Linked DNA regions of Homo sapiens: region 2 is linked to region 1. The links are chromatin loops, found by intact Hi-C in ENCODE. Cell type or tissue: prostate gland. All regions are shown on one strand. Links, peaks and the distances in the headings refer to the core of each region. The heading gives the core; the rest is flanking DNA. Region 1 has its middle 3.8 kb from the start of GBP5. Region 2 overlaps GBP3 (guanylate binding protein 3).

What was found. A loop is a pair of places that touch in the nucleus more often than their neighbours do. Peaks named below come from ENCODE experiments on the same cell type or tissue, not always from the same donor. Only the 100,000 strongest peaks of a DNase experiment are listed, where the experiment ranks them.
Region 2: it touches region 1 in a loop (2.5-fold over the local background); 38 of 110 quality-filtered maps call a loop at or near these places.

The regions. Positions count from the first base shown.
Region 1 is chr1:89,275,227-89,278,143 of GRCh38, forward strand. It overlaps the pseudogene LOC100421401. Among named protein-coding and RNA genes, the nearest start is that of GBP5, 3.8 kb to the left of the region's middle. In prostate gland, for the core only: a CTCF peak has its summit at 1,672; no DNase peak of the experiment used is centred there.
Region 2 is chr1:89,003,949-89,006,865 of GRCh38, forward strand. GBP3 (guanylate binding protein 3) reads right to left here. Exons shown (of 11, transcript NM_018284.3): 11 at 2,732-2,917. Among named protein-coding and RNA genes, the nearest start is that of RBMXL1, 13 kb to the left of the region's middle. In prostate gland, for the core only: no CTCF peak of the experiment used is centred there; a DNase peak (open chromatin) is centred at 1,803; H3K27ac peaks cover 935 bases.

The DNA.
Region 1 (2,917 bases), core at 116-2,615:
CCTGGTTTCAATCCTACAAGACAATTTTTTTTCTATCTTTATTTTACAATGAACAGAGTGGCTGTTAGGCAGTATTTTTGGAGCTTTAGTTCCTAGACAAGGATTTGTGAGCAAGGGATATTTATTTTGAAGGTGCTCATAAGAAACGGGGTAGGACAGTGGGAAAGTGAAAACTGGAACGGAATGAAGCCAGTGACTGGGAACATATCTAGCAGGTTTTGTTGTGGGAACCAGGAGTTAGATCTCCTCAGGTAACTCTAGGAAACAATGTAAAATCTGCCTCCAATTTCCCTCTTGGGTGGGTTAGAAACCTGGGGTACTTTTCTTCCAACTTCCTTTCATTTCTGGATAAAGACTGGTCCTGAAAGCATAACCCCCTTGCACTCCTGACCTGGCCCACGTGTGGGCTGAGAAAAAATGCTTAGATGAAGGATCTCTGATGTTTGCAGTGAGATGCCATTGGAATGTGCAAGGTTGAGTGATAAAGGGAGATGGCCTTCACAGATGTTGTGGGTATCCCATCCATATTGCCCCTATCTTATGCAAAGATCAACCTTTCCTTAATGGCTTCTTCAATTTTGTGGCTGGTCGTTAGTTTAAATATATATATATACACACACACACACACACACACAATAGGAAAGTCTAAGCTATAGTCCTCTTTGCTGCAACTGATTTTGTGATCCTAACTGATATTCAAGATCTTCTCCTCTATTACCCATTCTAGGTTTTGCTCATACTTGATCAGGAGTTCTCCTTGTCTAGGTTGCCTTCTCAGTGGAGAGAAACATTTCTTCATTTCTGAGAAACCAGAAGACCTATTTCTGTGCTTTAATAAGGCTGTAGTTACTTCCAGTGCATCTTAACAGGCCATGCAAGCACCAAGAGTATCCCAGGGAATCCTTTGAGTGCCAGCCATACTCCTCCCTGCTTCCATTATGTACTATTTCCTCACAGAAACCATAATCATTTAAGCTTGCCAGTAGATCAATCCTTTTAATTGCCTGCTGGCTTGTCTACAAACATGAAATTCATAAAATGACCAGGTGGCAGCTATAGTTTCAGATTTAGTAGAACTTTACTATGACCCCTGGTAGAAAAACTGCTTAACTTCACCCTGAGAACTGGCCCTCTAGTCCAGCAGACTAGACAATGGATCACAAATTCACAAATAATTCAACGGAGAATACTCCTACTTTAACGCTTTGGTTCCCAGGCTCATATATTCCAGCTAGCATATAATATCCTTTAGTTATCCAATTATATACTGCATATTGAATGACAGTCCCCAACCCCACAATGGTCTCTACTGGCCATTCCAGTTTTGTTAGGCTGGCAGCTTTTAGATGATGTATAAGGACTAGTGGATTCCATGGTTACATTCGCATTGTTGTGCCTCTTTACTGTAAAGTAAAACTTTCAAAACTTTCTCTAAGCTGATGTTTAGTAGGATTTTAGGACATTTAAACAGACACTGCAAGTCCTCGAATAGGTGCTGGCTGAACCACTCTCAACAGGGGAATATCCATACCCAGAATTTATGTCAATTTCAGTAAAAAAAAAAAAAAATCACAGACTCCTCCAAGGTGCAAAAGGACTGATTTGATCACCTTGACATCTAGTGGTCTGGTTGGTCTTCTTGAAGGGTGGTATTATACTGAAGGCTCAGTGTCAATTTTTGTTGTCTTTGGGCCAATATTTAACGTGTAGTGAGATTGGCCTTGGTGAGAGGAAGCCCAGGTTGATGGGTCCATGCAAAGATTTCATCCCTGCTACCGTATCTGTTCTGTGCAAACACTAGGTAGCTGAGGATAAAGCCTGGCTCAAATCTACTGGATAAGTCATTTTAGCCACCTGGTTTGTTCAGTGTCTCTCTAAAACCTATATACTCTGGTTGACATTGACTTAAGACATAAAGATCCACACACTTTATGCACTTATTCCTATAGATTTACCTACAGACCTGTTTATTTCTGATCCTACAATTGTGCCAAGGCCAACTACATAAACCATTCTCCACTGCTCAAGATTCTGTATATAGCCTTACTTCAGGCCACTTCTTCCTTTACACAAAATTGCTTACCTGTTAACTGTTTAAAATCTGTCCACAGAGAACATTTCACAACAATATTTTTGGGGGCCATCCCTAGCTGCAGCAGCAATGTATTTCAATTTGGTTTCTATAAATAATAGACATTGGAGACTACAGAAGATGGGTAGGTAGAAGTGGGGAGAGGGTTGAAAAGTTACCTATTAGGTACGATGTTCACTATATGGGTGATGGATACAGTAAAAGCCAAGATTCCACTGCTATACAATACAGGCATGTAAGAAATCTGCCTTTGTACTCCCCAAATCTATACTAATAAAATTTTTATGAATAAAAATAAACAAAAACTAATCCAACTAAAATTCTAACTATTGTAAAAATTAATTAGTATTAAAACTAAAAGTAAAGATATTTTCAGACAAAAAAGTAGGAAAACCCAAACACTGGAATTAGAACAGATAATTTTATGCCTGGAGTTATGCTCTCAGGTATGTTGAAAACTTCTTGTATACACTTTCAAAATTCCACTGGCCTCATATCTTACTACATCCTCTGCTGACATCACCATTTCAGCAGCTTTGCACAGGCATCACTGGGTTGGTGCTTCATATTTTCGATGCTTCTGCAGCTAGTATTCCAGCAAGAACTTGCTCAACACCTTTTCATGTACAACACAGAACTGTGAGAAAGTTATCATGCATGATAGAAGCCAATGAGGAAATGGCTTTCTTTCTTGTTTTCTGTGTGTTCCATTCTGACGTGCCTCTCATAACATGTTTTAGAGAACAGTGGTGAAATGGAATAGCGGTGACCCACAGTGGTGACCAAATCAATAACATTATTTCATTGGCCTATCCTCCTTTCCTG
Region 2 (2,917 bases), core at 418-2,917, 270 kb before region 1:
GTTTTCCTCAATTATTCCCCCAAATATGTTTTCCAAGCTTTTAGAATTCTCTTCTTCCCCAGGAACACCCATTATTCTTAGGTTTGGTCATTTAACATGATCCCAGACTTCTTGGAGGATTTGTTCATATTTTCGTATTCTTTTTTCTTTGTCTTTGTTGGATTGGGTTAATTCAAAGACCTTGTCTTTGAGCTCTGAATTTCTTTCTTGTACTTGTTCAATTCTGTTGCTGAGACTTTCCAAAGCATTTTGCATTTCTAAAAGCGTGTCCAAAGTTTCCTGAATTGTGGATTGTTTTCCTTTAAGCTGTCTATTTCATTGAATATTTATCCCTTCACTTCTTGTATCATTTTTTTGGATTTCCTTGCATTGGGCTTCACCTTTCTCTGGTCCTTCCCTGATTAGCTTAGTAACTAACCTCCTGAATTCTTTTTCAGATAAATCGGGATTTCTTCTTGGTTTGGATCCATTGCTGGTGAACCAGGATGATTTTTGGGGGGTGTTGAAGGGCCTTGTTTTGTCATATAACCAGAGTTGGTTTTCTGGTTCCTTCTCATTTGGGTAGGCTCTGTCAGAGAGAAGGTCTAAGGCTGAAGGCTGTTGTTCAGATTCTTTTGTCCCATGGGGTGTTCCCCTGATGTAGTACTCTCCCCCTTTTCCTATGGGTATGGCTTCCTGTGAGCCAAACTGCAGTGATTGTCGTCTCTCTTCTGAGTCTAGCCAGCCAGTGTGTCTGCCCAGCTCTGGGCTGGTATTGGGGGTTTTCTGTACAGAGTCCTGTGATGTGGACCATCTATGGGTCTCTGAGCCATGGATACTAAGGGAAGAAAACACCCCTCATATTGTCTTATGCCCAATTTCTGCCTCCAAAGAAAGAAGAAGTAAAAATTAAAAGGCAGAAATGAAATCCACAAGCAGACAGTTCAGCGCCACACCCTGGGCCTGGTAATTAAAGATTGACCCCTGACCTAATTGGTTATGCTATCTACAGATTACAGACATTGTATAGAAAAGCACTGTGAAAATCCCTGTCCTGTTCTGTTCCGTTCCGTTCTAATTACCAGTGCATGTAGCCCGCAGTCATGTACCCCCTGCTTGCTCAATCAATCACGACCCTCTCACGTGGACCCCCTTAGAGTTGTGAGCCCTTAAAAGGGACAGGAATTGCTCACTCAGGGAGCTCGGTTGTTGGAGACGTGAGTCTTACCAAAGCTCCTGGCTGAATAAAGCCCTTCCTTCTTTAACTCAGTGTCTGAGGGGTTTTGTTGGTGGCTTGTCCTCCTACAATACCAGTGCCTGTTCCAGTGGAGGTGGTGGAGGGTGAAATGGACTTCATGAGGGTCCTTGGTTTTGGTGGTTTAATGCTCTATTTTTGTGCTGGTTGGCCTCCTGAAAGGAGGTGGCACTTTCCAGAAAGTATCAGTGGGAGAGGGACTGGTGGTGGGCAGGGTCCTAGAACTCCCAAGATTAAATGACCTTTGTCTTCAGCTACCAGGGTGGATGGAGAAGGACCATCAGGTCAGGGCGGGGCTAGGAGTGTCTGAGCTCAGACTCTCCATGGCTGGATCTTGCTATGGCTGCTGTGGGGGATGGGGGTGAGATTCCCAGGTCACTGGAGTTGTGTACCTAGGAGGATTATGGCTGCCTCTCCTGAGTCATGCAGGTTGTCAGGGGAGTGGGAGAAGCTGGCAGTCACAGGCCTCACCCAGCTCCGATGCAAACTGGAAGGCCGGTCTCACTCCCACTGTGCCCTTCTCCCTGCCAACAGCTCTGAGTCTGTTTCCAGGCAGAGGGCAAGAGGGGCGGGCTTAAAATTTGGCTGAGGCTTTCTGCTCAGCCAAAAAGAAAAGGACTTTAGTTCTTCACCAGCCTGTGAAGTTTGCATGCTGGATTTGTGCCCTCCCCGAGTTCTGGCAGGAGGCTTCTCGCCCCATTCAAATTGTTACAAAGTTTGGTTGGAGAATTTCTTCTTTCTGTGGAGTTTTACCTGTTGCTCCTCTGGCTGACCTCCCGATAGATCCCTGTGGTGCCAGGCAGGAATGGCCTGCCTGGGGACACAGTGAGCTCCCAGGGCCTTCCAACTGCTTCCTCTACCCCTGTATTTTGCTCGGCTCTCTAACTTGACTCAGCTTCAGGTAAAGTCGGAAACTCCTCCTGCACACAAACCTTCAGCTTCTCCAGTGGGGGTGTGTGTTCCAGAGAGGAGGGTCTCCCTTTCCCACTTCTGCAGTTGGGGCAGTCAGAATATTTGGAGTGTTTCCTGGGTCCTGCAGGAGCAGTCTGCCTCCTTCAGAGGGTCTGTGGGTCCTCTTGGGATTCATCGTGTAATATTTTGAAACACTACATAATTATTTCAAGATTCTAACATATACAATCTAATCCTTATGATTCTTATAAATGTAAGTAAAATAAGGCAGATATAAAATGAAACTTTGACCAATGTTTCTATAAACAAAGGTCTGCAAACTATAGCTTGTGTGTGCCACCTGGTTTTGAAAATTAAGTGTTATTGGCACATAGCCCCACCCATTTACTTATGTATTGTCTATGGCTGCATTTGTACTGTATGCAGAGTTTAGTAGTTGAGACAGTTGACCTGCAAAGCCATAAATAATCACTATCTGGTATTTTACAGAAAAGTTAGCCAACCACTGCTATAAAGACTCAAACCTTATTATTTGGTGAAAAACTAAAAAAAAAAAAATGGAAATAAAAAAACTAGTGAAACTTATTTTATTTCTAGTTTAGTTTATTTCTAGTTCAAAAATAATCTGTAATTGCTGTAAGAAATGTCAACCACTTACCTAGGATGTTTGACAATTGGGATGAAGTCTACATATACTAAGTAATGGCAAGACAATTATTTTATTGCTCAAAAGAAAGTCAAAAAAATTCCATATTCCCTTTGGGGAAAATT